Regions from separate parts of the Homo sapiens genome. Here regions 2 and 3 are each linked to region 1. Evidence: chromatin loops called from intact Hi-C (ENCODE). Cell type or tissue: heart right ventricle. All regions are shown on one strand. Links, peaks and the distances in the headings refer to the core of each region. The heading gives the core; the rest is flanking DNA. Region 1 overlaps SYNJ2 (synaptojanin 2). Region 2 overlaps ZDHHC14 (zDHHC palmitoyltransferase 14). Region 3 overlaps SNX9 (sorting nexin 9).

Region 1 (10,863 bases), core at 2,356-7,355:
TTCCTTGGACTCAGGAACTTGTGGTTCAGGTTTTTGCCTGTTGGTGAGTGACCTGTGGTCTAGCTGACATGCAGTGGCCCATGTGTACATTCATGCCCCACAGCTGCCTGGGTAGTACCCAGAGCCCCATCCCTTCCTGTGCACACGCCATCTGTGCCCTCCTTTCTGCCTCCAAGGGCAGGTGGCAGAGTCCACCATTCAGAGCCACTGGGGCTCTCTGTGTCGGTGGTAGCCTGGGTTGCTGCTTGTGGTGCCTCCAGAAGCCATTCAGGATGCCCTCCGGAGCAGGCCCATCAACGCGGAGAGTGCTTAGCACAGCCGTGGCTCAAGAGCCGTCCCTCCAGTCCCCACGAAAGTGACTCCTCTTCTTTTCCCTGCAGGAAGGTGTGCATGTTTTTAGCAAGCTGGCTGGTATTTTGCAGGGGATTTTTTTGGGGTAGACACTAGCAGGCTCCCCAGCAGTCCCACTAGAGATACACCAGGTTCCAGAGAAGGAAAGGAGTGCTGTGGTTACTATTGCCAAGCAGATCAGACAGAGGGACGGGGATTGTTTTATTTAAAAAAAAAAAAAAAAAAAGCTTTAAGTCAGGGAAACTAGAGGTTCCAGGTTGCCCATTGTGGTCAACAGAGAAGGAAGTGGACAGCCTGCCTGGCCTCTCGCTGACAGAGGCCATGTCCTCCTAGCTGGACCCTGGGGAGGTGGGCCTCTCACTTTCTGCAGCAGCTGGAGCCATGACTGGGCTTGGTGGCTCAGGAGCCTGGGTGTCAGAGGTCGTGACTGGACAGATTCAGTCAATGGCTACAAGGTTATATTAAATTCTGACCTCCCCTGTTCAAAGGGAACAGAATGGACGGAGGGCCCCTCTGGGCTCACTGCTGCATTTAAGCCAGGCATTTCTGAAGCAGATTCCACTGGGGCAGTTCCCAGCAGCAATGGTAGCCACCTGGAGTTGGACTCAGGCAGTGGACAGCATGACTCGGGAGAGGGCACTGGGGAGCCCCATGAACTCGTAATGCGGGACTTGGCGGTTCTGACTTCTGTCATCTCTTGCCTTGCTCCCCAGATGACAGCAGCCCAGCTGACATATTTGCTGTGGGGTTTGAAGAGATGGTGGAATTGAGCGCAGGGAATATTGTCAATGCCAGGTAAGGGGCCAGGTGTGCGGGGCCAGGCAGGGACTTCCTGAGTCAGGTGCCTGGCTGGGAGCAGAGCCTCTGAGGCTCTCCGGGAGCCAGCCTGCTTCTGAGCCAGCTAAGCTGTGGCCCTGGCTGTGTGGGGATCTCTCACCTGGCTCCTTCTCTATGCTCACACATGCACCACCCCGTTCTTTCCCTGCCACTTAGGAAGTAAAAGGAAGGGCTGATGATTGCTGTGTTTTCTTTGCAGTGCTCTGGCCTCGGCCACTTGTTGAGGCTAATTTATGCTGCCAGAGGGAGCTGGCATGTGTGGACCTGGGGTGCAGGGGAAGGGCGGGGCTGGGACTGGGAGAGTAGTTGACTCATGTTTCCTGGGGAGAGGTGAGAAAGTGTGAGTGCCGGGAAGAGGTACTTTCTTCCTGCACACCAGGGCAAAGGAAAAAATCAAAACCACTGGATTTTTATTTGATATGAAGTCAACTGGGCGCTCCCCCCACCCCCTGCTGAACTGGCCTGGCTTTATTTTAAGGAACTTTCTGAACAAATAAATAAGACTGACTCTGTGGGGCTGCTATGAGAAGGTCCTGGGTTGGGTTTCAGGGGTCAAGGGAGGGCTGCTGTGATGTGTGAGGCATAGCCAAAAACACGCAGATCCTCCAGTAGAAGAAGGAAAGCATGACACTAATATTGGGGTGCGGGCAGCGTGAAATCAGTTCTGCAAACAGAATAGGCTTGGGCTGGAGCATTTGGTAGGTGGGAGATAGATGTACTTCCAGCTACCTGTAAACAGCATCCTTTCCTTTTCTCTTCCAGTACTACCAACAAGAAGATGTGGGGTGAACAGCTTCAGAAAGCCATCTCACGCTCTCATAGATACATTCTGTTGACTTCGGCACAGCTGGTGGGCGTCTGTCTTTATATCTTTGTACGTCCATACCATGTCCCGTTCATCAGGTAAGAACATTCTGTTTACACACATCTGGGGAACAAGGGGTTGTTAGTCTTTGTGTTTTGTTCTTTGACTTCCCCCTCCTCCCCCATCCCCTTCTGTAACAGGAATCGGGACTTACCATTATTTTAGATAAATGTAGCAAAACCCCCTAGGAAAAACTGGGCTGAATAGAATATTGTCTAGCGATTAAAAAGCCACCATGGGAAATGTCTAACTCAGGAAGCTGAACTCTTAGAAAGGGTGTTACATGATTGTCATCGCCCAAGCTCAATTCCGTGCAAGGAAAAGGGTTCCTTGTTGGAATCTTATAGACAGGAAACCTCTGACCAAGAGCTGAGTAACTCACTGGGAAATGCCAACTCTTTTGTCCCTTTTTAAAAGAATTCTAAGTAGAACGTGTGGGCCTCTACAACTGTGACCTCATTGTCATTTCTCCAAGGTGCATGCTTTGTGAGCATCAGAAAGGGGGCGAGCTTAGGGGCGGCATTCCTCTTGGGGTGTGGGTGTGGGTGTTTGGATGCTGGAGGAACTCATCTTTTCCCCAGCTTGTGGTTGGCCTCATCTTACCACCTGGGCCTACCCATGGCTTTTGAATTTCCACCAGCCTTTCGGCGAGCTGGCAGCAGGCGTTGAACTGACCTCCCCACTGAGCCCCTGGGTCCCGGGAAGGGCCTGTGCCTGCCAAGAGCACCACGGGTACACCCCTGCAGCACCTGGAGACTAAGACTATGCTGCCCATAATCCTCTTCTCTGACTTTCAGAAGATGTTTAGGTCCCTGTCCCTCTGCTTGTGTTATTTGGGCAGCTTGGCAGTGTCCTAGGTTAGCAGGTGAAGGTTAGTAAAGGTTAAAGGCAAGGGCGGGGTGAGGGTGAGAGGTAAAGCATTTGAGAAAGGGCTCAGAGCTGAGGAGAGCCAGGTTTCCCAGGCTCGGTGTCCTCGGCTTCACGTGCCTTTAGCCCTGAGCTGCTTCCGCCTACACCCCTTCCATCAGTCATCCCCCCAACCTTGTCTGCCAGCGAGCAGATGCACCAGCAGGCCTCAGTCTGTGGCATGGCTGTGGAAATGTTAACAAATGTGCTTGCAGCCCATGTTTCTATGGACTCGTATGCGTCATAAGTGGGCATTTGAATGCAAGCAGGCTCTGGCATTGCATAAAAGTCCTTTTGAGACCATCTACCCAGCCCAGCATAAACAGCTGCCCGTTTCCTAGCTCTTAAAGTGCATTGATTGCTGGGCACGGTGTCTCACGCCTGTAATCCCAGCACTTTGGGAGGCCAAGGCAGGCAGATCACTTGAGGTGAGGAGTTTGAGACCAGCCTGGCCAACATGGTGAAACCCTGCCTCTACTAAAAATACAAAAATTAGCCGGGCGTGATGGTGGGTACCTGTAATCCCAGCTACTCAGGAGGCTGAGGCAGGAGAATTGCTTGAACCTGGGAGGCCACAGTTGCAGTGAGCTGAGATCACGCTGCTGCACTCCAGCCAGGGTGACAGAGCGAGACTCTGTCTCAAAATAACAATAATAATTTAAAAATGTGTTGATTGCCCAGATGACACCTCCCATGCATGGCGTGATGGCTGCACAGGAGTGGGGTGGGCTGGTGGGTGGTGATGTTTGCGCCGCTCCTGGTGGCAGTGAGAACCTGGGCGGATGCAGGCATTGCCCTGTCTTCGGCTTCATGGGGTGCTCAAGTGAGCACTTCCCAGTTGGGGTGTGGGGGAGATGTCCAGGCAGCGGTGGGCAGCAGGAGGGAGGCGGCCTCCTGACCAGGAGTCGATGACGGCCACGGTGGCCACTGTGTTGAGCTGATGATTTTGGAGCACTCAGAGCAGCAGGTCCCGAGCTGCTGCTGGGCCCTTCTCTGTGGCAAAGCAGGGTCACACTTCTCCTTCAGGAGCCGACGGCATGCGCGTATCCTTCTGTTCCAGGGACGTAGCCATCGACACAGTGAAGACGGGCATGGGGGGCAAGGCGGGGAACAAGGGCGCCGTCGGCATCCGCTTCCAGTTCCACAGCACCAGCTTCTGCTTCATATGTAGTCACCTGACGGCCGGGCAGTCCCAGGTGAAGGAGCGGAATGAAGACTACAAGGAGATCACCCAGAAACTCTGCTTCCCAATGGTGAGCGGCGCCGTGGGGACAGCCAGCACCTCCCTGCTCAGCTCAGTCCCAAATGTGACTGTTGATAGGAGCCAGGCACTGGGGACACAACCACAGGGAGGGCCCCTTCCTGGAGGGCTCAGCGCTGGGGGAGGGGGAGAGGGCTATGTCCCTCCATGGAATTGACCTGGGGCAGGGTTAGCCACGTGCCTGGAGGGGGCCAGCTTTGCAGCATTTCCCGTTGCTGTACAATTCCTGAGTGTCTGCATGGCCACTGGATTTGTATGTGTGCATTTTCTGATTTTCTAATTCAAGTGATGGTTTAGGGAAGAAAACCATGTCCGTGGTCTGTCCTGTCCAAGTGGTGAAGAGCATTTGAATCCACACAGCCTAAGACTCCACCTTCCTGAGATTCACAGTCTTCACATGTACTTTCTGTGGTGGCTCAGATAAGCACACCCTTTTGACCAATGGACCCTTTTTGACTGGGAACACGGTTCTTGACCAAGGAGCCCAGATCCTGCCTGTCCTCGAAGCTGCAATAGCGAACCGCACACTGCCCTCTCGTGGCGGTCCGGAGGGTTTCATTCTGAAACTGGAGGATTTTCTTTTCAAATCTAGACGTTAATGTTCTCCTTCCTGTGCAAAGATGCTACCCGGGCACAGCTTCAGCGTGTGGTGCACACGAGGCCACCTCTTTCCCGAAGTGAGGATAGACTTCAGCTGTTCTTGCTGCAAAATCTTCCACTGTCTGAGAGGTGGTGGGTTGGGTCACAGAGCTCTTCCCTGTGAGAACAGATCCTTAAAACTGACGTCCCATTTTACTGGGCTGCACGAGCACTCAAGGCAAAATTTCCTTAGTTTTCATTAAGAAGTGCCATAATTCCTGTTGGTGTTGTTTATTTCTTATGTTAAAAAAGAAACAAACGAGTTGGGAAATTTTCAATTGTGTGTAATGCAGTTTAAAAAAAAAAAAAAAGTCTAACCCTTCTCACTTAAAAATAGCTACTTTGGGGCCAGGCACAGTGGCTCACACCTGTAATCCCAGCACTTTGGGAGGCCGAGGCGGGCAGATCACCTGAGGTCAGGAGTTCGAGACCAGCCTGGCCAACGTGGTGAAACCCCACCTCTACTGAAAATACAAAAAAAATTAGCCAGGCGTGGTGGCGTGCACCTGTAATCCCAGCTACTCAGGAGGCTGAGACAGGAGAATCGCAACCCAGGAGGCAGAGGTTGCAGTGAGCTGAGATCGCACCACTACACTCCAGCCTCGGCAACAGAGCGAGACTCTGTCTAAAAAAAAAAAAAAAAAAGTGCTACTTTGACATAGTAAACTTGGGATACATAATAAGTAATTAAAGGATTTATAATGTAGTTCTTTTCTACCATAAAAATATTGAGGGACCTATTAACATTCTACACTTCTTTTTTGTTTTTGTTTTTTGAGACAGTCTCACTCTGCCACCCAGGCTGGAGTGCAGTGACATGATCTTGGCTCACTGCAAACTCCACCTCCCAGGTTCAAGCAATTCTCCTGGCTCAGCCTCCTGAGTAATTGGGATTACAGGCGTGCACCACCAGGCCCAACTAGTTTTTGTATTTTTAGTAGAGATGGGGTTTCGCCATGTTGGCCCAGCTGGTCTCGAACTCCTGACATCAAGTGATCCGCCTGCCTCAGCCTCCCAAAGTGCTGGGATTACAGGTGTGAGCCATGGTGCCTGGCCAACATTCTACACTGGTATTGTCTGATACCGTAGTCACTGGCCATAAGTAGCTATTTAAATTCAAATTAATTAAAATTAAATAACATTTAAAATTCCTTGCTTTCCCTGGCCACAGTGAGAATGATCAGTATCCATGTGGCCAGTGGCTCCTGCATCAGATGGCACAGAGAACATTTCGGTGCTGCAGAAAGTTCTGTCTGACAGTGTTATCTAGACGCTCATTTTATTTGGTTGGGACCTGTTTAATCTTCTGTCCAGATTATTGTCATGGGGGGAGTGGAAATGCCTCATATTATAGGAGAAGAGAAGCTGATTTTGGAGCTAGGCAGATGGGAGCTGAAATCCCATCTGTATCATGCACTAGCTGTGTAACCTTCAGCAAGTGCCTTTGTTTCTGAACTTTGTTTTTTTTTTTTTAATCTAAGAGAGAGCTGGTGGTATCTGCTTTGTGCACCTGGAACAGAGCCCAGCCCTTGCGGACAGTTGATCCACAGCAGCTGCTGTCATTGTCTTCCCCATTCCTGGGGAAGAGACAGGGAAGGCAAGGACCCCAGGAGCTCTCCGGGGCTGAGCTGGGGCCGTGGGCTCCTAGGACTGGGCAGGATGGGAAGGAGGAGCTAGAGAGAGATGGAGAAGGGTCACCTGAAAAAGCTCAGGAAGTTACATGAAGGTGCACATCCTGAGCATTTCTGCTGCTCTTTTGAAACCTCATTCTCCTAACGCTGAATGCTGGGTGCTGCTTCCTAGGAGTAGACACTCCAAAGTAAGGGTGCATCTGATCTTCAGGACGGGGATCCATGGAGGAAATGCTGGCCATGTTGCTCTCCTCCGTTTAGGGTAGGAGCTTTCTTCAAACCACTCAGAAACACTATTATTTAAAATTAAAAAGTAAGCCATGTAAAAATTCCTCCATAGTTTTATGGGATGAGTGAAAAACAAGATGCTCTAGTAGAAAACTTTCTTTTTTCTAAGTAGCATTTTGAGAAAAATACTCCTGCTTGCCCCAGTGAGCTTGTTTTTCTCCTCTCTCCCACCTTCCTTGCAAGATGGGCTGAATGATTATGATTTTCTTTTCAACTTAGGGGAGAAATGTTTTTTCTCATGATTATGTATTTTGGTGTGGCGATTTCAACTACCGCATTGATCTTACTTATGAAGAAGTCTTCTATTTTGTTAAACGCCAAGACTGGAAGAAACTTCTGGAATTTGATCAACTACAGCTACAGAAATCAAGTGGAAAAGTAAGTTGTGCTTTAAAAACATTTTTTAGCAGCTGCTCCAAGATGGAATGACATCTGTGAGATGTAGAGGCTGGTGCAGCAAATTCAGTTCCGTGAGTGGATTTCACTGTTTCCAACATTGTAGAAAATAGGTGGGCTTGTGAGGTTACAGTACAGGAGTGGCTGTTCATACACACTTCCTGTCCTTTTTTTTTTTTTTTTTTTTTTCCTGAGGCAGAGTCTTGTTCAGTCACCCAGGTTGGAGTGCAGTGGCACTATCTTGGCTCACTGCAACCTCCACCTTCCTGGGTTCAAGCAATTCTTGTGCCTCAGCCTCCCGAGTAGCTGCGATTACAGGCGTGTGCCGCCACACCTGGCTAATTTTTGTATTTTTAGTAGAGACGGGTTTTCACCATGTTGGCCAGGCTGGTCTCGAACTCCTGGCCTCAGGTGATCTGTGCGCCTCAGCCTCCCAAAGTGCTGGGATTACAGGCATGAGCCACCATGCCCGGTCAACCTTCTCCTCCTTCTAATACTGTTATTTTAGTGCCTGTTTGCTTCCTAGCAGGATGAGCTGAGATGAGGGGAGTACATTTAAATTCCATTTAGCTGTGGAGAAAGAAGCTGGTTAAATGTGTGAGGGCCAGGTGCGGTGGCTCTTGCCTGTAATCCCAACACTTTGGGAGGCCGAGGCGTGCGGATCACCTGAGGTCAGGAGTTCAAGACCAGCCTGGCCAACTTGGTGAAACCCCATCTCTACTAAAAATCCAAAAATTACCTGGGTATGGTGGCAGGCGCCTGTAATCCCAGCTACTCAGGAGACTGAGGCAGGAGAATCGCTTGAACCTGGGAGGCGGAAGTTGCAGTGAGCCGAGATCGCACCACTGCACTCCAGCTTGGGCAACGAGCAAAACTCCGTCTCAAAAAAAAAAAAAGTGTGAGGACAGGGCAGATAAGGTCTCTCCTGAAGCAAGATTTGGACGTTCTTCGAGGTTTACTGTGTCTTCCCACTTGAGCCCCTTCCAGTGTGTGGAGTGCTAAAGGGTTGCCACATGGACGAGTGACCATACCAACCTCCTAAAGCAGGTTTTCCTGTCTTCCTACTACCAACATTCTCACATCCTCTCAGTGATGCCCAAGAGAATGAGGGTGTGTTTGTCCCTTGGTCTTCCCATGGAAGCAAGGCCAATCCAAAGTTAAACAAAGAAAAGAAGGATGTGCATGGGGGCTCACGACTGTAAGGCGGGAGGATTGCCTAAGCCCAGGAGTTTGAGACCAGCCTGGGAAACATAGGGAGACTTTGTCTCTACAAAAACTAAAATTAGCCAGGCATGATGGTGCGTGCCTGTAGTCCCAGCTACTTGGGAGGCTGAGGCAGGAGGATCACATGAGCCCCAGAGGTTGAAGCTGTAGGGAGCCGTGATTGCACCACTGTATTCCAGCCTGAGCAAAAGAGCGAGACCCCAGGGGGAGAGAGAGAGGAGAGCTGACTTTCACTCTGCGCTTCTATGTACTTAGCTCATTTAGTCAACAAACATAGATGAAGGCCTCGGGGTTGTGGGCCAGACATGGCACCAGGCATGGGACTGTAAAGATGAGCACCCCTGACCCGTGCCTCGGACCCTGCACTGTCTCCTGGGGGGCAACAAGAAGACAGTGGATAGATCAGACACTGGAGTGGGTGGGGAGATAGATACGAGGGCGGTGTGTCCCTCAGTGGGATGAGCTGAGGATCACTTTTTTGCTAATTAAAAGACACATATGTCCAGTTTCAGATAGATTTTCAAATGTAATGGAGCTTCTGTTACTTTTTAAGAATAGGGACTTGCCTTTTCAGTTTTCGTTTTTGTATATAACATTCAGGATCGAAAACTACGGTGGCCTGATGACTTCTTTTTCTCCCAATAGATTTTTAAGGACTTTCACGAAGGAGCCATTAACTTTGGACCCACCTACAAGTATGACGTTGGCTCAGCCGCCTACGATACAAGCGACAAATGCCGCACCCCCGCCTGGACAGACAGGGTGCTGTGGTGGAGGAAGAAACATCCCTTTGATAAAACAGGTGAGGGGGCCGTGCCCGTTCGAGAGTCGGCAGAGGGTGAATAAGAAATGCGACGGAGGGAGAGTCACGTTTACCCAACCCCAGGCGCTGCTACATAAATCAGTTTCTTCATAACCCCAGATGACACAAAAGTCATCCCAGACCTTAACCCCTAAGCTTTGGAAGTTGTGCTTTCAGGGAGCCTCTGCTTCTGGCCTCTTTTTTTCCCTTTTCTTTTCTTTTTTTTTTTTGAGACAGAGTTTCACTCTTGTTGCCTAGGCTGGAGTGCAATGGCGTGATCTTGGCTCACCACAACCTCCACCTCCTGGGTTCAAGCCATTCTCCTGCCTCAGCCTCCTGAGTGCTGGGATTACAGGCATGCACCACCATGCCCAGCTAATTTTGTATTTTTAGTAGAGACGGGGTTTCTCCATGTTGGTCAGGCTGGTCTTGAACTCCCAACCTCAGGTGATCTGCCCACCTCGGCCTCCCAAAGTGCTGGGATTACAGGCATAAGCCACTGCGCCTGGCCTCCTCTGGTCTCTTTCTAGAGACAGTGACCTGCAAATAGGTCTGCTCCTGGCTGCCCCTGCATCACAGCTCCCCCCCACACCCCCACCTCTTTTTTCTGGGTGGGGAAAGCGGGGAGCATGAGGTTGCCTCCCTCCCTGCCCCCCATGCTCCCCCTCATGTTCTTTATCCAGCCTATTTTGTTCAGCTACACTTTTACCTGCTTAAAGCCCTAATTCCAAATTGGACACGAGCAAGACACAGTAAAAATAAGTTAGTTTTTAAAAATCATTAGTTGTCAAGTATGTTTTGAACAACTGTTGATGCCCAGCTAGGAAGTGAAGTTTATTTAAAGTTAGAATATCTGTAACTAGTACATAAAAAAAAAAAAAAAAAAAAAAAAAAAAACCTAATTACACATTTTGGGAGAGCATAGCCAGGAAATTGCATCTGTGAAAAGAAAATACAAATTTTCCTCTAGATGAGTTTGTGAACGCCTGTGTGGCCCCAGCGCTCTGAGAGGTGGGGCCTAGAATGAGTCCGAGTGTTCTCAGCTCCTGCAGCTCTTACCATACCAATTGCTGCCAACCTTCTGGGATTCCTGGGTCCTGGAAACCCGGCAGCAACACTGTGTCTCAAGCCTACAGTGGGCATGCTGGCGAGGACTGCAGGCATGGTCATGACTGTTTTGAATAATTATATGCGAGGAATGTTTTTAACCAAAGGCCCCAAAGCATCCGAAGCCTGGCTTCAAGGTGGAGGAGTAAGGAGGATGAGTCTGGGACGTGGGGTGGTTCGTGGCGCAGACCTCTATTGTGGAAGTGTCATGATCGCATTCTTGGATATTGACTCGATTCTATATGGGTCTCTCGAATGGAACCCCTGCGAGTAGCTGGAGAACTCAACCTTCTAGACAGTGATCTAGATGTTGACACCAAAGTCAGACACACCTGGTCTCCTGGTGCCCTGCAGTATTATGGTCGTGCGGAGCTACAAGCGTCTGATCACAGGTGAGGTCCTGACTTCCATGGCGTTTTCTCCTGTGCTGGGCAAGGCAGCGTCTCCCTCTCCGCAGGAAAATGCATGCTGTCCCCATAAGGATGTGTGTGCGCATGGGGGTGCATTTTGTGTGCATACAATACACCAAAGAACAAAGAATGATGGAACAAATATC
Region 2 (10,863 bases), core at 3,334-8,333, 430 kb before region 1:
TGGCATCCTGGTGTTGTGCCCACGCACTCCACATTGGGCAGGGTGCCCGCTTTGGCTGAGCATCAAAAGGAGGCAGGGCTCCCCATCAACATGTGGTCTGCCCTGCATCGTGTGAGCACACAGGTGCACTTACACACCCAAGTGTGCGACAGAAAACTGGGAGGGGCTGTGATAGCTAAACCCCGATGGGGTGGGGGCAGGCTTGACAATGTTGAAGACTAAGGGGGTGAGGTCCCTTCATCCCCTGCATGCTGGCAGGTAAATGACATCATCAGTGCTGGGTTTTGATGCTTGTTTTAAAGAACATTTTTTTCTTTTGTTGTTGTTGTTGAGATGGCGTCTCACTCTTTTGCCCAGGCTGGAATGCAGTGGCGAGACCTCGGCTCACTGCAACCTCCGCCTCCCAGGTGCAAGCTATTCTCCTGCCTCTGCCTCCCAAGTAACTGGGATTACAGGCGCTCGCCACCAAGCCCGGCTAATTTTTTATATTTTTAGTAGAGATGGGGTTTCACCATGTTGGCCAGGCTAGTCTTGAACTCCTGACCTCAAGTGATCCACCTCGGCCTCCCAAAGTGCTGGGATTACAGGCGTGAGCCACTGCACCCGGCAAGAACATTTATCTTGCATCAGGGGACACAACAGAGTGGAACAGATGTTTGCAGAGGAAAGGCCCCCACGGGGGAAATCGGTGGCAGAGGGACAGCTCAGTAGGGAGAAGCAGGGCAGTGGGATCCGTGCCTGGGGAGGGGTGAGGGCGGAGGAGTAGGAGCGTTCTGCCAAGAGTGCCTGGGGGAAAGGGTTGCGCTGGAAGGGGGATACAGCTAGTGCCAATTTGGGGAGCCGTGGTGAGTTCTGTCTAAGATATGTTTACAAAAAGAATCTAAAAGATAACACACATGAGTCTCCCCATTGGCCTAGAGTGACCTGAAGGTCCTTTCTTTAGTTGCCTGCATGTAATGTGGAAGGAGGGAAAAATCAGCTGCTTATCAATGAGAATGTCGCAGCCTCATAGGAAATGTTACCTGTCAGGTGCCTGTCCGGGAAGCCATGTGGTGATGCCGCCTTGGCTTCTCCGATTCGCGGAGGCCAAAACCCTCAGAAACACCTGCTGGGGAGCCACAGGGGCCCTGGGCCTCCCTGAGGAAGACCCCAAAAGGGGAAGCCCTGCCTATCAACACTCATTTCAATGTAATGTAGCATTAACATCCAATTAAAGGGATTACAGCCATTTTTAATCATGACTTATTGTTCAGCTCTCTTAAAATGTGGAGAGTTTTTTGTGGTTGGTAAATCAAATGTTGATTGATTCTCCATTTGCAGAGGCTGTGACAGAAAGCGTTTTCATCCCCAAGTTGCATTCACTGGACACTGACCCATCTGAAAGGCACAGTGGCCTAATACACATGGTCTGTTTTAATGGAATTTTCTAGGAGGCTCCAGGTTGGCCCACAGAAAGGACACCACAACGGGAAAATCACGAAGGCAGCACAGGTCTTTTCCAACTTGTCCATCCTGATACCTGCTGATCCTGAGAGGGACCCCAGAAAGTAGGTAGGACAGGTGTCCTTAGGCTGCTTCCAGCTGCAGCTGTGCTGAGAAGTGAATGACTTACTCAGGGGTGTCCAGAGCTGGAGCCCAGTTCTCCCAACTACCACCCTCCCTCCCACCAGGGGACTGAGATACTTCCTGCTACCCCTAACCAGCCCCACTGAGGGAGGGTCAGGAAGAAAAAGCATCAGATTGTGTCTCATAAGACCACAAGGTGGGAAGGAGGTTGTTTGCTTTTTCAAAGCACCCAAGTCCTACGAGAATATGTTCTCGTTGTAAAAAATCCCCAATGGTCCAGAAATACAAGAGCAAAAAGAAAGTGTTTCTCTTGACCCTTCCTCCGTTCTGCTGTAGGAACCCTTGCCAGCTTTGGTGTGTCCTTCCAGATGGTCTTAGAGTTTGAATACATCCGTGTGCATCATACACATATGCTGATACGGGGGTGGGAGGACTTTACCTAAAAAGGACTCTTTTTTTTGCATGGTTCCACAATTTGACTTTTTAAAATATTTCCTGGAGATGTTTCCATGATGATACATAGATCTACCTCATTTTTTTAACTATTTCGTAGAATTCCACAGTGTAGATGAACTATAGTTTAGTCTTCTGTTGATGGATATTAGATTTAATTTTTTTTACTGTTCAAGAAATGAAGTAGTGAATTTTCTTCTGTGTATCTCTATGTGCACATATTACTGTGTCTCTAGGGTTGACAATGGGTGTGCCATCTCTGAGTTGAAGGGAAGCACATTTAAATGTCGATAGGGATGCCAAATGCTCCTCTTAAGACACTGGACAAGTCTGTGCTCCTGTGTCCCCACACCTTTATGGCACTGGCTGTGAACAGTCTTGTCATTTTGGCCAATTCGATGAAAAGAAAAATATTACACTGTTTTAATTTCCATTTTCTGGATAATAGATTGTACCTCTCTTTATGTTCATGGGCCTTATTTTTTCTTATCACAATGTATGCCAGTACATGTCCATGTATCAGTTGAGTTATTTGTTCTTTTTCTACGAACATGTAGGGGTTCTTTATGTTTCTCAAAAATAATAATAATAATAATCTCTTAAGCATCCTTTGCCAATCTCCAAATCCAACATTTACCTTTTAACTTTACTTTTTTACACGGAAGTGTTTATTAATGAACACAATCTGTCAATCTCATACTACGTGGCTCCTCGGTTTGTGTCTTATATCCTTACCCCAAAGTTACATGAATGTTGCCTTAATCTTCCTCAAATACCTTTATATTGTGTTTCTTACGTTTGGTGCAGTAATTTATCTATCAGATAATTTTGTGGATGTGGTGCAAGCTGAAGTTCTAGCTTTATTTTTTTCTAAATGTTTAATGAAGTGTCCCAACTCCACTTACTATTTCATTATTCTGTTCCAGCAAGTCTCAAACTTTTTGGTCTCAAGACTCCTTTACACATTGAAAAATTATTAAGGACCGCCAAAGAGCTTTTGTGTATATTTTGAAGATAGATAGATAGATAGATAGATAGATAGATAGATAGATAGATAGTTATCATGTTGGAAATTAGAACTAAAAAAATTTTAAAACACAAGAATGCACAAGCCCACATTGTATTTGAATGAGAGCAAGGACATCATCTCCCTGGCCATTCTGGAATCCGGGAATTCTGGACATGTAACATATGTGGTCCCATGATCTCTCACCTTTTGTGATCCTCCAAATACTGACGCATCCTAACCATTCTGCCTCCTGCACAACCTTCTTCCCTTACGTACCTTCCTGCTGCAAACAGAGCCCCTATTCCCTTAGGGCAGGAAGCTGGTCCTTCCCTGCCCTGTCCTGTCCCCAGTGCAGGGCTGGGTGCATAGAAGGACACAGAGCCTGCACTTCTGGGATTAGGCAGGAACTCGAGAGAAGGGTCTCTGCAGAGCAGTGCTTGTCAGAGTTTTTCAATTCCACAAACGTTTAGTGAGTACCGCAGTGTGCAACCTCTTAGGCTAGGGCTGTGGGGAATGTAAAGCCATCCTTCTGGCCACAACGGGGACAAACTTTCTTAGCAGGGGTTGTGGGGGAGACAGAGGTGCAGTGGTAGCTGCTATGATTTGAAACCCATCCTCGATGCAGTAAACAAAGTCCCAGCTGCTTATGAAATTGGCTTCCAGTAGAATTGGGTTGTTTCCTCTCCTTTCTCTTTCTAAAAAAAGACGGTAAATGGGTTTTGATACCTTTAAAAGAAATTTCTGTTTCTTGACCTTATTATGGCATAGATATTTTCAGCATATAGCCAGTGGGCCAGTAAGGAATGTGTGTCTGTATATCTGTATCTGAGTCTGAGAGTGGATGTGAAAGGGAACAAACCATGTCAGCTGCCACAGGTTCGCGAATCCTGGAGAAGCAGGGGGTTGGGGTAGGTCTAGGGCCACCTGCCCCTTGGCAAGAATTAGGAAGGGGACCAGCCTAAGACTCTTCTGTCATCCCAGCAGAGCAGACTTCCGGCATTCAAGTCCTAGCTCTGCTATTTCTCAAGCAAATTACTTCATTGCTTTCTGCCTCAGTTTCCCTGTGTGTTAAGAGGGAGTCATGCTTCTCCCTGGGTCACTCTGAGGTTTAAGCAGAACAGGACCTGACACACCCCAGTGATGCCAGCCATTGTTATGAATGATGATGCTGACGGTTCCTTGAGACCTCCTGAGTCAGCTGGGTCCCAGGGTGTGGGTAGTGCCAGCAGGCTGCATCTTGCATCTCGCATCCTACTTTGGATTCATGTCATTTTGACACAGCTGCAAGCTGACAGTGGAACTGCATTCTGCAATTTACAAAATGTGTCTAAAGCACATGAGATATTAATAGAAAAGCTGGCCGGGCATGGTGGCTCACACCTGTAATCCCAGCACTTTGGGAGGATCACCTGAGGTCAGGAGTCCGAGACCAGCCTGGCCAACATGGTGAAACCCCGTCTCTACTAAAAATACAAAACTTAGCCATGCATGGTGGTGGGCACCTGTAATCCCAGCTACTCGGGAGGCTGAGGCAGCAGAATCACTTGAACCTGGGAGGCGGAGGTTGCAGTGAGCTGAGATCATGCCACTGTACTCCAGCCTGGGCAACAAAAGCAAAACTTCATCTCAAATATATATATATATATATATATATATGCTGTATTTTTTTATTGTTGCTATAAACCTTTAGAATTCTATATCCGCTGGCTATGATGCCTCCCGATGAGGGTAAGGAGCATAGTTGACATTGTCAAAGGAGCTGCAGCCACTTTCAGTCTGGGATTGTCACTGCTCGTACATGCCAGGTTTCATATGGTTCATACATAGGAATGTTATATGCATTTTGACTTTGCCATCATTCTACCTGGGTCGTAAACTCTTGGTGACACATAAGTATTTCTAGGATTGCAGTTTGGTTCTTCATGTATTATTCAGTAAATAAATCTGGTTCTGTTCTTGATTCTTTTCTACCCTGGCTATTTCTTGTTTCCGTTCCATGTGTCCCCTCCTCTTTCTGTCTCTTGTCTTCCTTGTAGCTGATCCAAACCCATCACTAGTGTCTAATGTCATCTCCCTCTCACACACCCCAGCTTTCCTGACTCAGTCTTCCCACTGGCTCCCGCATTGTGTTCCCTGGACTCTACTTCACCTCTTCTTTCCAGCCAGTGCATGGCCTGAATCCCAGGGGAGTTGCCTCCCAAGTCTGTCCCCTCCTGGCAGGGGGGATGTGGGTGGAGAGAGGGGCCTCTTTAGCCCCGTTCTGTGGGAAGGCAGTTGAGAATGAGACCATCTTTGCTGCCTGGGCCACCATCCATGTGTCCCCATGTGCACACAGAGCCCCCACTGTAGCCATTTGCCCAGCAGGGGTTGCCTAGGCTGGCAGCAGCTGTGGGTAGGGGGTCTGCCTTCCTGTGTCTCTCTGGTTCCCTACCACTCCCCGCTACCGTCTCCTTCTAGAGCAGACCCAGTGGTTTAGTGCGATGTTGAAAGTCAGTCAACAGGCAGAAGCCCATTCACTCCTGTTTTGTGTGCAGCCTTGTATGCCCAGATGGTGGCATCGGTTAACCATGGCACAGCAGACCACGGCACCGCACTGGGTAATGTGCTCAGCCCTCTGGTCTAAAGATGAATTATCTCCAGCCTGGAGAAGATCATCACTGACATGTTCCAGCATGATGTATATGGCATTCATCCTCGGAAACATTAGGAGAGCAGGCGCGTTTCTTTCTCCATCCTGTAATGTATCGATAGCGGATGCCAGATGTATGTGTAAACTCCCAGACCCAGGATGAATGGATTTTTCCCCCTGAGAAATATCTGTATCCTGTAAATAGAATGTTATAAACATTTGTGGGACAGAAAAAGTCTCTGGCCTTTTCACATTGCCACACTCTCGGGTGATGGATCTGATCTGCTGAAGAGCACCAAGCTTTTTCCCTTTGTGTTGGACACGTCTTGTGGAACTCTTGACTTCCTCTCTCTCTATGTCCTGCGAGAACTCGTGGTTCCCAGCTGCCTATCAAGCAGCTGAGGATGGCCTTATAGGTCAGGGGTTGGCTGAAGGGCTGAGAAAACTCCCCCAGGTAAAAATACCCCTCACCCTGACGTCACTCCGAGAAATCCCACCGCCGGTTCAGGGGCTTATTTTTCCTTCTTCCCCTTCTCTGTAAGCAGAGAAGAGGCCGTCCACTAAAGCAGAGGGCTTTCTGGGCCTCAGAAGCCATTCTCCTCAGGGGAGACGCCTGTTGGCACTGCAGTCCTCAGCATTCAGAAGCCAAAATTAGAGTCTGTGATTGATGTGCGAGTCAATATGTCGTCCTTTCACCCAGAGCCTGAGCTGCAGCCAACTCAAACCAGTGTGCTTCCTGATCAGGATGCCACAGTCGCTGGCTCCACAGTGAGGCACAGAAAAAGGTGAAGTTCAAGTAGAAGTCAGAGGAAAGAAGTGAGTAGGTGATGCCCAGGAAACCCTCCAGGCATCACGGAGCCACAGAGGCTGCTCCACGCCGGGGCAGGTGACACCCCCTGCCCTGACGGAGGCCTCCATCTGGTTAGACGAAATTCCCGGAAGAGCAGGAAGCAAGGCAAGGCCGGGTGAGAGAGAGGCCAGCAACTAGAGAGAGGCCTGTGCCCGGGGGTGTTTCGGTTCCAGGCCTCCATCACATCCACTTCTTGCGCGGTCCCTCACTTCCGCTTGCCTCCTTGACTCGCATCACCGTCCTGGAGGCTGTGGTGTGCTTCTTCTCTGTCTGGTCCATCGTTGGCCTCTCAGGATTCCACACCTACTTGATCAGCTCCAACCAGACAACAAATGAGGACGTAAGTTCCTGACCACACGGGACACGGGCGTGTTCTTGGGTTTTGGGCAATGGAGGAGAAAAAGGAAAGAAAAGGTTGAGCCCAGCTTTTCCCATACATCCCGTTCCAGATGTGAGCCCTTGGGAACAGAGACGGTGCCGTGGAAACTTCTCCACCTGCCGTTCTGCACGTTTCTCTTCTGGGAATCTCCACGTTCTCTGTTTTTCCGACCACATCCATTAGTTACTAAGATTGGCCAAGCAACACCCATTTCTGGCCCTGAAGAGAGTGTTCTTTGTATTCCTTTGAAATGGTTTCGTAAGCTTCTTATCACACTTCCCCTGGTAGAGACCATGGCGGGCCAACATCTTGGAGTGAACGTTTGAGTCTGCCTTTCATATTTAATGTCTCTGTGGGAGGAAATTGCCCTGACCCAAAATTTAACTTTTTTATTCAGGATTATCTGCCTGCACTTAATACAGATGGAGAGGAAGTATGAAAATAGGAAACAAGGCCGGGCGCGGTGGCTCATGCCTGTAATCCCAGCACTTCGGGAGGCCGAGGCAGGCGGATCACGAGGTCAGGAGATCGAGGCCATCCCGGCTAACACAGTGAAATCCCGTCTCCACTAAAAATACAAAAAAATGAGCCGGGTGTGGTGGCAGGCGCTTGTAATCCCAGCTATTCAGGAGGCTGAGACCAGAGAATCGCTTGAACCCAGGAGGCAGAGGTTGCAGTGAGCTGAGATAGCGCCACTGCACTCCAGCCTGGGTGACAGAGCGACACTCCATCTCAAAAAAAAAAAAAAAAAAGAGGAAACAAAATGTTAGAGAATGTTTCCAGAGCAGCGTGGTCCTCTTTGCTCTTTATACTTAGATTTTGATAGAAGTCTCTATCCACACTTGAATTAAATGTCTCAGGATAGGTCCAGTTACCTTAAACAAAAGCTTGAGAAAATAGGTTGTGATAAGACACATGAGATAAGAGAATATTAATACAGTTATTTGTACTTGGTAGCTACAAATATTAGAATATGCAAAACAGACCATTTTGGTCACAAGAAGAGGCTGAATTATTTCAGTCTGTAAATTAGCAATTAGGGGAACCATTTCACCTACCATTCATTTAATTATTATTTAGGGCACTAAATGTGAGTATGAAAAAAATCTCTGCTGGCTTATATGAGATGGCCTTTTAGTACCATGTGGTACAAATAAAAGATGACTGTCCCTGAGAATGTTATTCTTTCCCTATTCTAACCTGCTGTTTTAGGACATTTCCAAGTTTGGAGTAAATGCCCGTTTTCTTTAAGAAAAATACCTCCATTTCTTTGGATTAAAGATGATTTGCATTCTTTATGAGCCTCTCATGGTCCAGCTCACCTCAACTGTGCGTTGGTGTGGAAGATATTGCTTGTTACTGACTTTCCTTTTCTTTCAGATTAAAGGATCCTGGTCAAATAAAAGAGGTAAAGAAAATTACAATCCCTACAGCTACGGAAATATCTTTACCAACTGCTGTGTTGCCCTGTGTGGGCCCATCTCACCAAGGTAAGACTCAGGACGCATCGTGCTCTTCAACAGACCTTGGAAAACCGAATGCCTCGGCCGTTAGCACAGGCCGCCCGCCCTGGTGGAATGGGTCGCCGCCACCACGTGACCACTTTGTGCCGCGTGGATGTGGCCTTCGTGAAATCGAGATCTGGCTGTTTGTCGTGTCACACTTCACACCTTTTTTGATCTTCAATTGAATCTGTGTCTGATTGGGGGGAAATTTCCTAAAGCCCAAAATAGAGAGACAGATGCCTGTGGCCCTGCTAATGACTGAGGCCCTGCTAATGACTGAAGGTGCGTGCAGGGAGCTGTGGTTAGCATCGTCAAGGAGACAGGACACATGTGCAGGAAGGAAGCAGCCAGAAGTCTGAGGAAACCAGTTTCGAAAGTTGATTTGCACACAATAGAAATGTTCATAGGGAGAAAGCCACATGGGCCGCAGTCGTTGATACTGTGGTCATGGTAATAATGACGATGACACGAACCATGGCAGTAGCTGACCTTTATTGAATCTGTGTTAAGCTCTGCTCTAAGTTCTTTATCTGCATTAGCCTTTCACAAGCTCACTCTGTACCTATAGGTAGGCACCGTTATATCCCATTCTATGGATGAGGAAAGTGAGGCACAGAGTTTAAATAATGTGCCCAAGATCACACAGCAAGTAAATGCCGGCTAGTCAGGACACACACCCAGGCCACCCAATGTCAGAGCCAGTATGTGCCCACTGAGGCACGCTGCCTCCAAGTCAGAGTGTACAAGTTCAAAATACAGATTCTTTGTGAGTTACACCTATGGAGAATATTTTCAACTGATAAATCAAACCATGATCAACAAATAGATATTGAGCAAATCTACCTGGTCTCTAGAATGAGTTTCCAAGTTATTACTGCTTCCTACCTTTTGGTCTCCAAATGTGTAAAACAGGGAGAAATGACAAAAGCCACCATGACTGTGTCCAGGGCAGACCCACTGTGCACCCAGACCTTACCGATATGCGCTTGTGGAATGCAAACTTCATTTGATTATCAGCCTCAGTGAATCCTCATTAGAGAGGTAAAAAGAATTCAAGAAAAAAAAAATCCAAGCATATATTCCAAGGCCATCTGTGCACTGGCATTGAGTTATTACTTTGAGTCACCGTGGTGCTACTGCAAAACTAGAACTTGATCATTTTCTAGCTTTAGCCTAGAAACTTGGGAGCCCAGCATGCCACTGTCCTCCTGAACTAGGGGTCCTCAAGGCACCCCTGACCTCCTCAGAGGCTTAGAAAGGGCAGGCGAGGATCCTGGGTTAGAGGAGCTGCTCAGACCACAGGGGTCAGACATGCCTGGGCAGGTGCCAGCTCCTCTTGAAGAAACCTCCTGACTCACCTAGGGATCCTTCTGGGAGCTCTTTAAGCAGAAAGTCTCTCAGGCAATGGCTTGATTTGTCACAGCGTCCATGGTGCTTCCCGCTGGCTTGTTTGTGACTAGCAGGGCAGGTCAGGAAACAGTAAGAGCCAGGGAGAGCTGGCCTCTTTCCCCCACCTGCAGTGCGTGTGTGGGTCTAAGAGAGGATGCCGAGGCCTCAGTTCTGTCCAAATCTCCCTTCTTGTTCCTGAGTCCTTCATCTGCATATGGCACGGCTTTATGTTGTTTAGAGACCACAAACTGTCACAACCAAAATTATTTCCACCACTGGGTTAAATGTGCTGTTTTGGCTGGATTGGGGCTGTATCTTTTCCAAAATCCATGTTCCTTTGGGTGGGGCATTTCTTGAGGATGGTCCTACCCTGAGAAGTGTTTGAATCGTTTGTTAAAAGGTAAACTGAAGGACATTAAAATAGTGAAGAGTGTATTTGAACAGACGGCGATTCATGAATCTGGCAGCTCCAGACTTGAAGCGGTGTGGGGCAGCACTGAAGGGGCTCCGGGGGAGGCTTTTATTGGGTGAAGGCAGAGCAAGACAAATAAGACATTTGCTTTGTTAAAGTGGGGCCGTAGCTTTCCTTGGGTCATTCTGGAGCTTGGGCAGGGACATAGGCCACTCATAGGCTTCCGGGCTGGCCCCAGGCAGATGTGAGGGGGTGATGCCTACCTTTGCCCCTCCCTCTCGTCCCCTCTTGCCTTGCCCTTCCGCTGTGCCACCTCGACCCAGCCCCTGTGCCCTTAAGTGGGCCAGGGCCTTCCCGGGCATCCCGGCCAGGCCTACCCACTGAGAGTGTCCCCTTCCTCGGACCCCTGGGCCCAGACCCCTGTGCTTGAGTTGCCCCTCCTGGGTTCTTAAATGGTGCTGTGCCATGCAAATAAGGCAGAGAGAGTTCTTGTGTTCCCCTCTGGGAGTCTGCTTACCAAGAGTTCAGAGACCCACATTCGGTTCCTGCAGTGTTCCCAGAGGCAGGGATGGCAGCTGGCTGGGTATGGCCAGGTTTGGAGGAAGGAGTCCTCATATAAGCCTGGCGGGAGGAATGGAAAATTGGGAACACAGAAAGGCCCAAGGAATGGT
Region 3 (10,863 bases), core at 2,957-7,956, 140 kb before region 1:
CATAGTGTTTAGAAAAACCAATATAGTTAGTAGTAGAAAATATGTCACAGCAGAAGCACTGCCGAGGGGAGAGTGTCGCTGTCAGTCACGGCTTTCTGACCACTCTGCTGTGTCCCTAAGAACTTCCTGCCTCCCTCCTTCTCCTTTGTTTGTAGGCTTTCATTCTGCTGAAGGTTTTTCCTGTATTTCCTAGAACTGTGCAGCTCTGTCACCACACATGTGGCCCAGGATAGAAAAATAGTCCCGTATCCAGCTGTAGGGCTAATGCCACGGGCTGCTGCCCTGTTACACCCACAGGCTCAGAGGCTGCAGAGTGACTTGTCAGGCCCTGAAATGCTGCGACTGCACTGCTGTCCCATGCGCAGATGCCTTTAACTCCCTTAGAGTCCTAGGACTTCTCTCCTTTATATCTGGTCTGCCCTTATTGCTGTGTCTTAACCTCTAGAGAACAGGGCCTTCTAATCTATCACTAAGAATTTTCTGGCCTTCACCTCATAACACCATACAGGAATATTGGTTGTATTCAGTTAAAAAAAATGTTTTATATTTTGAATTATGAGTAACATATACCTACTTTTCTATCAGCCTTTGATGCTCAGCATAGGAAAGGGATCTGTTCTTGTAATGATTTTTTTAAAGGTGATATTTTTACACTAAAAAAAGAAAACAATCAGAATTTGAAATCCAATAATAATTTTAAAGAGAGGAAACTAAATATGGAGTGACTTGTAGATGAATTAATAAGATAGCACAGCAAAGACAATGTCAGTATTACTATTCAATCCAGATCTGAAAATCCAAAGCCTTACATCAGGAGTCAGTAAACCATGGTCCGAGCACCATATTTGGCTTGCCACTTATTTTGTAAATAAAGTTTTATTGGAACACACCCATGCCCATTTATTTGTATATTGTCTTTGGCTACATTTGTGTCATAATGGTAGAGTTGAGTAGTTTCAACAGAAACTTGTGGCTCCATAAAGCCTAAAACGTTTACTATCTGGCACTTTGCAGAGGAAGTTTGCCAGGCCCTGCCTTACCTCAACCATTGGCCAATAACTACCTCTGCCTCTTCCTCTACTAGCAGTAATACCAGTACCAGTGGTGCTTTACCATCCACATATTATCTTATACCAACAAAACAACTTGTAGCATACCAGCTGTTCGTGCTTGAGGGGCAGACATCAGGAATAACAGTTGTTTCTTTCCCATGGCAAAGAAATATGATGCTGTATCCTAAATATATAGAATTAGCCCTGAGAAAATAATGTATACAAATGCAGCATCTAGAAAACAAAACCTGTGTCAAGACTTTAGTCATAGAGGATGACTCAGGAACAAAAAGCAAAGTTGACGTTGTTCTCTAAAGCAGAGGCCCCCAATCCCCAGGCCATGGACTGGTACATGGACCATTACCGCACAGCAGGAGGCAAGTGAAGCTTCATCTCTATCTACAGGTGCTCCCCATCACTCACATTACCGCCTGAGCTCCGCCTCCTGTCAGATCAGCGGTGGCATTAGATTCTCATAGAAATTTGCACCCTATTAAGAGCCACGCATACAAGCTTGTGAGCCCTTATGAGAATCTAATGCCTGATAATCTGAGGTGGAACAGTTTCATCCCCAAACCATCCCCCCGACCCACTGTCTATCTGTGGAAAAATTGTCTTCCATGAAACCAGTCCCTGGTGCCAGAAAGGTTGGGGACCGTTGCTCTAAAGTATAAATGAAAGAATTCAGTTTTTAAAGGCAATGAATTAATTTTGACTGTAAACTCTTGCAAGACCATCATAACACATCATTTAAATCTGTATGTTCTTTGAAAGCCATTTTTCCTGAGTGTAAATTTTACAATTGCATTTTTTAAGGATATCATAAAAATTTGGGATTATGATATCTTTTTAAAAATTAAATCCCTTATGTCTAATGTCTGATCAACTCCATGTCCTGTGTAATTCACAAGGCTAAATGTAGAAAGTAGGGAATACTGGCCTCAGGCCGCTCTTTTGTGGGGTGGGGAAAGGGATTGACTCAGGCATATCTCCTCCTGTTTCTCAAAGTAGTTCTTTAAAATTCCTAATGTGTAGAATGAAAACTCTAGCACACACTCTGCATGGTGAACCACATGCCAGGTGCCTTTAGGTAGAGAGGCAAAACTGAGGTACCACAGGGGTACAATTTATTAAAATTAACTGAGCTCGTGTAATTTGGATTCATGTTTCCTGATAACTGCAGCTTATAGACCTTACCTCAAATGTCTCTGGCCTAAATATTTTTTAAAGAAACATTAAAAGTTTTCTTTTTCTCCTTTAATACTGCAGTGAGTCTTTAAATGCAAATAATGGTTTCTTTTGAAAGGCAAACAGATGCTCCATTTAAGGGGACTCCATACAGATGCAAAGAAAGTAGCTTAAGGTGCAGAGACTCTTGGGAAGTTCTCCAAAGTGATCCTGGAATCTTAGCACCTTAAAAAGAAACCTTAGGGGTCATTTATTGAAATCATCTCTTCATGCAGATGAGAAAACTCAGACCCCTCTTCCCTGGTCATGCGAAGTCTGACTGTTGTATTTTTCTCCATACCTTGTTGCTTTCAGTCTTTGGTGGTTATGGTTTGCAAATGGTCATTTATGCACCTGTAACAGAGTGGGAAAGGCTACGTATTTGGAATCACAAGTCCATGTCCAGCATTTATTAGCCATGTGACCTTGGGCAAGTCAGTTATCTGAGCCTTATTTTCCTAATCCTCAGCATGAGGATGGTGTCTCTGCATCTGGTAGAGGGGCTATCATGATGATCAAGCGCGGTGTCGCTAGAAGTACTTTGTAAGCTAGAAATCATCTAAAGGAGCTTCCATTTCACTTACATCTCATTTGGTGAATGAGAATGTAGGAGTGATTGTCAGTAATAATAGCATCCACCATTAGTTGAACAGTCAATTAAAATAATCGAAAGAAATCAATTGAAAAAACAATCACTTTTGCAACAGTATTTTGTGAAGGAATATATAGACTATTTTGAATCACTTCAAAAGTTACTGTAATCACTTTTAGGAAATAGTTTAATCCCATTTCAGTTTGCTCAGAAGACTAATCGTTTATTCCTTTTTGTCTTTCAGCATTACCCAAGGAATATCAGAAGATAGGAAAGGCCTTGCAGAGTTTGGCCACAGTGTTCAGTTCCAGTGGCTATCAAGGTGCGTCTTTCTTCATTCATCCAGTGGGCCTTTAGAGCCTTATGTAGACCTGTCACCTGCTTAGGATCCTGCAGACGCTAACTCCCTCCTCAGTGAAGCACCCTGGTTGTGGGTGTGTAAATTGGCTAGGCTGCCGCACTAAGGACTTTTGCACCCTCATCCTAGGACTTTTGAGAAAAGCCAAAGGTGGTTATAATTTGTATTTTCTTGCTAGCTCGTTTGCCTTTTTTTGCTCTCTGGTGTAGCGCTTTTGTTTCAATGCCATCAGTTTCATTTCTCTGCCAAGTCTTCCTGTGACAGAGGCCAGATTTGGCTGGGCACAGTGGCTCACACCTATAATTCCAACACTTTGGGAGGCTGAGGTGGGCAAATCACTTGAGTCCAGGAGTTTGAGACCAGCCTGGGCAACATGGTGAGACCCCCATCTCTACAAAAAAATAAAAAATTAGCCACGTGTGGTGGTGCATACAGGTAGTTGCAACTATTTGGGAGGCTGAGGTGGGAGGATCACTTAAGCCCGGGAGGCAGAGGTTGCACTGAGCCATGATCTTACCAGTGCACTCCAGCCTGGGTGACAGAGCAAGACCCTGTCTCAAAAAAAAAAAAAAAAAAAAAAAAAAAAGCCAGATTTCATCAAGGCCATTTCAAGGAAAAATGTTTGACCAAGTAACAAGTGTGTGTTGCCTGTTTTCTCCTTAACTCATAACTGTTTCAGCTTATCCTATAAATGTGTATCTTACCCAGGGATCCCTTTGTGGTTTACATTGGCAGCACTTATGAGAGCAAGTTAGCTCTTTTTCTTTATTAAAAGGGAAAGGAACCCAGGCAACATAAGGAGACCCCATCTCTACAAAAAAATAATAAAATAAAAATTAGCCAGGCATGGTGTCACACACCTGTAGTCTCAGCTGTTCTGGAGGCTGAAGCAGAAGGATCGCTTGAGCCCAGGAGGTCGAGGCTATAGTGTGCCATGATCACACCACTGCACTCCAATATGGGCAACAGAGTGAGACCCCATCTCAAGAAAAAAAGAAGAAAAAGCATTTGTCAGCTAGGTGGCACCTATTAAATCTGTTATCTCCTGTCACTTATAGAAGTGGTAGAATTGGTACAGGTGTTGATCCTGATACTCAAGGCAGACAGTGCTTTGGATGTCGGTTTCTGAATATTTTAATAATAAACTAATAAGAAGTTTCTCACCAAAATGTAAGATTTAGGGCTCCCACATGGCAATAGTTCTCATTGCCCTGGCCTTACCATGTCTTACAGTTGACACTTTTAGACCAGAAGCGGGCTTTGAGGTCTAGACTGGGAACTCAAGGCCAGAACAGAGAAGCATCTTGGCCCAGGTAACAAGTGGGTGATGGAAGAGCTGAGAGCAAGCCACGCCCATTGCTTAGGGAGGAGGCAGAGGTCTTGGAGCCCTTTTAGCATGGTGGCTCTGTGATGTCTCAACAGGGTGAGAAGATTTGTCCTAGAGATGCTGGAATTTTGGCCATCATGATGGCCCGGCTCCACAGGCATCCATGGGTTCCCCACTGGGAGCTGCTTCGTGATTCTTTAACATTTTCTGGACTGTGATTATCAATACATAATTAAATGTTCCATATTGCAAATAGCACTTTTTCAAGTATTAAAAATACTCAGTGTATGTTTTATGTTGAATATCATTCTACTTAAGATAATATTTTAAGGAAGCATTCAAGTTCCTGTTGACTGGCTTTTCTCCCATTACAAAGGACAGTGAAGGTCAGCAGTGTGGAGTACTGTGTCCATCACATCCACTTGCTCAGATGTGTTGGCGTCTTAGAGCAGTGCTATACTATGCGATCTTGCAATAATGTAAATGGGTTTGATTCCTGGAAATATTGTGATTATAGTAAAAATAACTTCCAGTGCTCCTTTACAAGTTCATGTACTAACTTGAAATAATACAGACTATTAGCATGGCCCCTGCACAAAACCATGAAACATTGCATATTCTTATGGATGAGCATATGGAAATATAAGCAATAAAAATTCTTAAATGATTATAGGGAAGGAGAGAGAGAGATGGAAGGTAAACTGATTATATCTTGTTTTGTACAGTTGACTTTGGAATAATGTAAATGCTTTACATAATTATTAGAAAACAAATTTAAATCAAAATGGAAAAAAAATTTCTAATCAAAAGCAAAATAAAACAAATGATACATCAAAATGAAGGCATAGCACACAGAGGAATTGTTTCAAAACACCTTAAAATGGCATTTTATATGCCCCCAGGAGCGGGTGCCTCAAGGTCAGAAAGACTATAAGAATGTTAGTTGTTTTCACTAAACATGTAGTCAATATCATGTTGGTATTGTTATTCTAAAACTTCTAAAACTATTTACATATTGTAGGATAAAGCAAATACGTAATTATGTTACTGTTGTTAGCAATTAAGATTTTTAAAATAAAAAGTTTTAAAATAAATGAAGAAAACCCCTAAAGTCATAAATTTGCTTTGGAAACAGTGTGAACTCATTACATGATTTCCTTCTTAAAAAAAAATACAGTTTGCCTTTCTGTTAAAGCTCTAGAAACAGTTACCCAATCCAGTAGCAAGAAGCATTCCCTGGCACCAATCGTAAGGTCCACGTCCCACCACAGTGAACCAGGGTTCCTATCAAAAGACTTAGATACCAATTGGAAGAGCCTACCACTGGCCAAAGAAAAGAAAATGTGAGCATTAGTGAAAATAATAATTAATGTGGAATGAAGCATATCAAATATTTTTAAATCCAGAATTATAAAGATGCTTTTTAAGAAATTAATCTCAGTTACTTTTGGAGAATGGTGGTGGATTAACTCATTATTTTGAAAACTATAAAGAGAAAGAATTAAGCACTTAACCTGCTTTTCCTGTTCAAACTCTACCTCTGGGTAACCGGAATATTGATAAAGGAAAGTTGATCCTTATGGAAGTATTTCAGCTAATAAAGAAGGAATGGTAGAAATAGAATAGCACCATTTTGCAAACTCATACTAAAATAAAAGATCCAGACAATGGTCATTCTAGGTAACGATCATTTTCTAACATTCTAAGAGTAGAAATAACTGAACTGGTGGTGTGTGACTCTGATCAGGCCTCTAGGTCTAATAGCCAGTGTGAAGAGAACACAGGGACAGGGGAGTGTGTGACATATCACCAGAGACACAGCCAGCAGCATCCAGAATGCAGGCACCAGGGCACACGACAAATTCAACACCCCACGAAAAGAAAGGTGCAGGGAAAAAAGGGGCCGAGGGAGAAGAATCCACAGAGTTAAGAAACGCATCAGTTCTGTGCCGTATGGACCTTTACATCCTGATTCAAGCAGCCAGCTCTCCCTGAGAGGCCTCATTATAGCCGAATGACAGTCTCGTCATAGGTGTCATAATGGTACTGCCTCATGTTTTAGAGTCCTCATCTATTAGGCAAGATTTATGAATGAGATGCTGATGTCCGGTGAAAGCGGGTCGGGGTGTAGACGAACACAGGCTGGCGAGAGCTGCCAGTGGGGAAGGCAGATGGTGGGTGATGGGCATTCATTCTATTCCCAATAGTTTTGAAAATGTTTGAAAGTTTCTATAATAAAATTTACCAATAAAATCAATAATAAAATTTTAACAAGTGAAAAGAAAATATGCATAACTTATAACCACTGATAAAATTGATCATTTTCAGGTGAAACAGATCTCAATGATGCAATAACAGAAGCAGGAAAGACTTATGAAGAAATTGCCAGTCTCGTGGCAGAACAGGTACTAACATAATCACACAATTCCAATTAAGATTTGTTGCTATCTAGTCCACATATTTAATTTAAAACCTGTCTTAGGACAAACGTCCCAAATAAGTACCCTCTTCTTTTCTGTTTCTGTGTATCTTTTTTAATTGTGTTTAATCATGGTTTCTTAGGTTAAGACAAAGTGGATGAATACATTTGTCATCAAGAAATCTAAATAGGCCAGGCACAGTGGCTCACACCTGTAATCTGGCACTTTGGGAGGCCAAGGCGGGTGAATCTCTTGAGTCCAGGAGTTCGAGACCAGCCTGGGCAACACAGTGAACCCCCAAAAATTAGCTGGGTGTAGTGGTGTACACCTGTAGTCCCAGCTACTCGGGAGGCTGAGGTAGGAAGATTGCTTGAGCCCGGGAAGTCAAGGCTGCAGTGAGCCATGATCATACCACTGCACTCCAGCCTGGGTGACAGAGCGAGACCCTATCTCAGAAGAAAAAAAGACATCTAAATGAATGCACTCCAGTATTGATGCCTCTGATCTGTTCTTAGCCATCAGGGGATTCTAAAGAACAGGAAAGAATGCTGGCTCAGATCTGTATGGACCATTGCTTAGCCTCTCTGAGCTGTGGTTTCCTTATCTGTTAATCTGCAGTGGTAGTGCCTACCCTGTATGATTCTTAAGATTTAATAGCTCATAAATAAAAAGCACCTGCTACAGTCCCCAGGACAGGGTAGGTCCTTGTCATAGCTACATAGCTTTTATTGGAGTCTTTAGTACCCCAGTTTCAGGGGCTTTTTAGATAACAGATAATAAGTTCCCTTAAGAAGAATCTAAGTTATTTTCTAATCCCTTAATTAAAAAAAATTTTTTTTCAGATGACTTTAAACTATGTGTATGGATGCACACATGTGTACACACACTAATGTGGTTGTGGGCTACTTTGCTGATACTTCTAAAAAAGCATTCATTTTAATAACATAGCTATTAAAGTTATAATTCAGAAAAAATGGAAAAATTTAAAATTACCACTTAAAATGATTAGTTTTAATATTTTTATATTCTCTGCTCATATTTAGAAGTTAAACTACAACAACTCATTTGTTTGTGTGTAAACATACAGCATTAGCTGAACTTCCTTCATGGTGGTATTATTTTGGGCCACGTCAAAATAACTAATTTTACAAACCAACTTAAAAATTACATGATGTTTTGTTGTTTTCTTTACAACATATGATTCAAAGTATGGCAGTCTTGGGAGTTATTTTCTTTTAGAAAAAGTGATCTGAATGCTTAACACTCAATAATTTAGTGTAGCACATGCAGGATTTATAGTCTTTGGGTATAATAGTTCTCTTTTCCTTGATTTTCTGAATTTCTCTGCCAGTAACAATCAGCTTGTATCTTGTTATAGCCAAAGAAAGATCTCCATTTCCTGATGGAATGTAATCACGAGTATAAAGGTTTTCTTGGCTGCTTCCCTGACATCATTGGCACTCACAAGGTAACCTGATCGTAGACATTTATAGAAGACAACAGCAGGTGAAGGAGGCAGATGTGCGCAGTAGTCAGTATTGGTTTTATATGTTTATTATTAAAAAAGAAACAATCTATAATTCCCATTAGAAAGGTTTTGTAACTGAATTTTGACATTGGTTTGGGGTGTCCTCACATATGAATTCTGGTTTTCTCTCCCTTTTTAAAAATCTGTACATCACCTCAGGCATGAGTTGTGAGTATTTTATATTTTATGTCAACCATAGTAGTCTATCGTATATTATGATGTACTTGGATTTGTTAGGAAAATCTCTGCAAAGGGCTGGTCTGTGATCTTAACAGTCCTGGCATGTGGCCATTTTAGCATTCTGCTTTATAACTTAAATATCATGAAGGGGTACCATAGGTAAATTAGGTTTGTACAACTTCAGATAACTTAATATAAAACTCAGAAAAATTAGCTTGCTGTCGAAATGTATGCCAGCAGCATCAGAGTTGTAGGCCTGGAGCCTAATTAATGCATGAGTATAGAGTTGTTCCTTCCAGACAGCGGTAAATAACGAGCAGCGTGATGACACTGGAGTGGGAAATGTTTGGCAGCTTTTCTAGCCGCTTCCATCTGAGTCTTTAAATGGATTCAGCGCCTCTTAAAAAATCAAAGGAAAGCCCAGGACTTAGAATCAGCACACTTAGGCACTAGCTTATAAAATATTCTGTTGTATAAAAAAAGAGAGAGAGTGCCTGTGTGCACATGCTGCCCTGTACCTAGCCACATGACTTCCAAAACCTGCTAATGCCTGATTTCCATTACGTGCTACTCCTCAAATGGCAGCGGCTTCTGAATATTACAGAGATGGTGTGCTGTTTGCTTTTCTCTTTTGTTGTAGCATAAAACTGTTCATTTTAGCTTAGTGACATTTGTCAAGAATAGCAACCTTTTTGCTTCCAAGGGACTTGAAGGAAGTTAAATTTAGATGCTTTCCTCTCTTCTTATTTTGTGGAGGTATTTCCTGTTCAGTAGCAAATCAGTTATAGAATATATTAGCATTGTTATATTTTAAACTAATGACTAATCATTTCAGCTTTATTCATACTGTTGCATTTTATATTTCACAGGGAGCAATAGAAAAAGTGAAAGAAAGTGACAAACTAGTTGCAACAAGTAAAATCACCCTACAAGACAAACAGAACATGGTGAAGAGAGTCAGCATCATGTCTTACGCGTTGCAAGGTAAGATGAAAGGGTCCTTATGAGGTGCTGGTGGAAGTTTTTTTTTCCCCAGCAAAGTTTCCCTTGATAGAGAGAAATCCAGATGTGAGCAGCAGTTAAGTAAGTGAGACCTTTTAAGCCCCTCGTTTGCAGGATCCCGGTGCTGATGAAAATCTGTAATATTTATTTAATTTTTCACCTGTCCACCTTATCTGGCTATAGATGACAGCTTGATTAAAACTGTACATTTTATTATTTCTGAGAGACATTTAAGATTCCTTTTGTAATCTGTGGTATCATAATGCTCTATTAAATGCCAGAGCCCAGCTTTTAGCAGTCTGTAACCTGCGTGCCTTGGGATCATGGAATGTGAAGGGGTTTGGGTGTGTCATTTTAGGCACAATTTTTTTGTGTCAAGAAAAAAAAAAGATGAATTTCTATAGGTTTGAGTGTTTTTGAGCAGATGAGGGCAGCAAGTGGATTTTTCCTGTTGGCGGATGGGTGGATGGCACTTGGATGGGCAGAGAATGGAGAGCGTGTTCTGTTAGGAACAAAAGCCACAAAATTGTGGTGCTAGATTGTGTCATGGGCATGAAAGAGTAAAACATACTTAGAGGTTATTGGGAAATAAATTTTGATTGTGAAGGAACTTGAAAGCTCTAGACTTGATGCAGGCATTAAGAAGCCATTAAAAGGGAGTAAAAAAAAATCAATCCTCAAGGGAGAAGGATTTGCTGGTTATGGAGGGGAGATTGGAAGATGCAGACACTGTCCAAGAGCCCAGCCAGAAGACCATCTCACTGTTGTAGTCTGAGCTTTGAGGGCCTAAAGATGTGGTACTGGGGAGAAGAGAATGAAGCACATTTGCAGGCTTTTCCAAGGAACAGCTTTCAAGACTGGGGCATTCATGGGAGAAAGAGAAGGATGAGGGAGGTGTCCAGAGCCAGGCCACTACGGCAAAAACGAGGAACCCTGATTGAAGTTTCGGGTTTTGAAGGGTTTGAAATGGGGAGTTTGGTTTTGAACTTGTGTTTGAGGTTATCCAAATTGAGAAATACAAAGCTTTGTATAACTTCAAGTAACTGAATGTAAAATGTAGAACAGTTTGCATGTCATGGGAATCTGTGCAGCCGCTGGCTTTCTCAGCCTGGAGGGTTTGGGAGAAGGCGGCATAGGAGGCATCCGAGGGAGGCAATGAGGTCCTCTGATGACGAAG

What was found. Peaks named below come from ENCODE experiments on the same cell type or tissue, not always from the same donor. Only the 100,000 strongest peaks of a DNase experiment are listed, where the experiment ranks them.
Region 2: a loop joins it to region 1, with 6 times the contacts of the local background. A loop is called at or near these places in 5 of 110 quality-filtered maps.
Region 3: it touches region 1 in a loop (2.6-fold over the local background); 18 of 110 quality-filtered maps call a loop at or near these places.

Annotation. Positions count from the first base shown.
Region 1 is chr6:158,067,583-158,078,445 of GRCh38, forward strand. SYNJ2 (synaptojanin 2) reads left to right here. Exons shown (of 27, transcript NM_003898.4): 13 at 1,065-1,146; 14 at 1,951-2,091; 15 at 4,020-4,212; 16 at 6,998-7,156; 17 at 9,044-9,200; 18 at 10,582-10,699. Among named protein-coding and RNA genes, the nearest start is that of SYNJ2-IT1, 72 kb to the left of the region's middle. RefSeq lists enhancers at 1,400-2,599, 3,583-4,146, 4,147-4,708. In heart right ventricle, for the core only: CTCF peaks have their summits at 4,751 (motif pointing left) and 4,950; a DNase peak (open chromatin) is centred at 4,749; H3K27ac peaks cover 2,002 bases.
Region 2 is chr6:157,638,993-157,649,855 of GRCh38, forward strand. ZDHHC14 (zDHHC palmitoyltransferase 14) reads left to right here. Exons shown (of 9, transcript NM_024630.3): 6 at 6,745-6,847; 7 at 8,267-8,376. Among named protein-coding and RNA genes, the nearest start is that of MIR3692, 120 kb to the left of the region's middle. RefSeq lists enhancers at 6,629-7,129, 9,024-10,223. In heart right ventricle, for the core only: a CTCF peak has its summit at 5,580; no DNase peak of the experiment used is centred there; H3K27ac peaks cover 597 bases.
Region 3 is chr6:157,929,080-157,939,942 of GRCh38, forward strand. SNX9 (sorting nexin 9) reads left to right here. Exons shown (of 18, transcript NM_016224.5): 13 at 3,116-3,193; 14 at 6,885-6,961; 15 at 8,355-8,444; 16 at 9,554-9,668. It also overlaps the pseudogene RNU6-786P. Among named protein-coding and RNA genes, the nearest start is that of SNX9-AS1, 42 kb to the left of the region's middle. RefSeq lists an enhancer at 1,392-1,893. In heart right ventricle, for the core only: no CTCF peak of the experiment used is centred there; no DNase peak of the experiment used is centred there.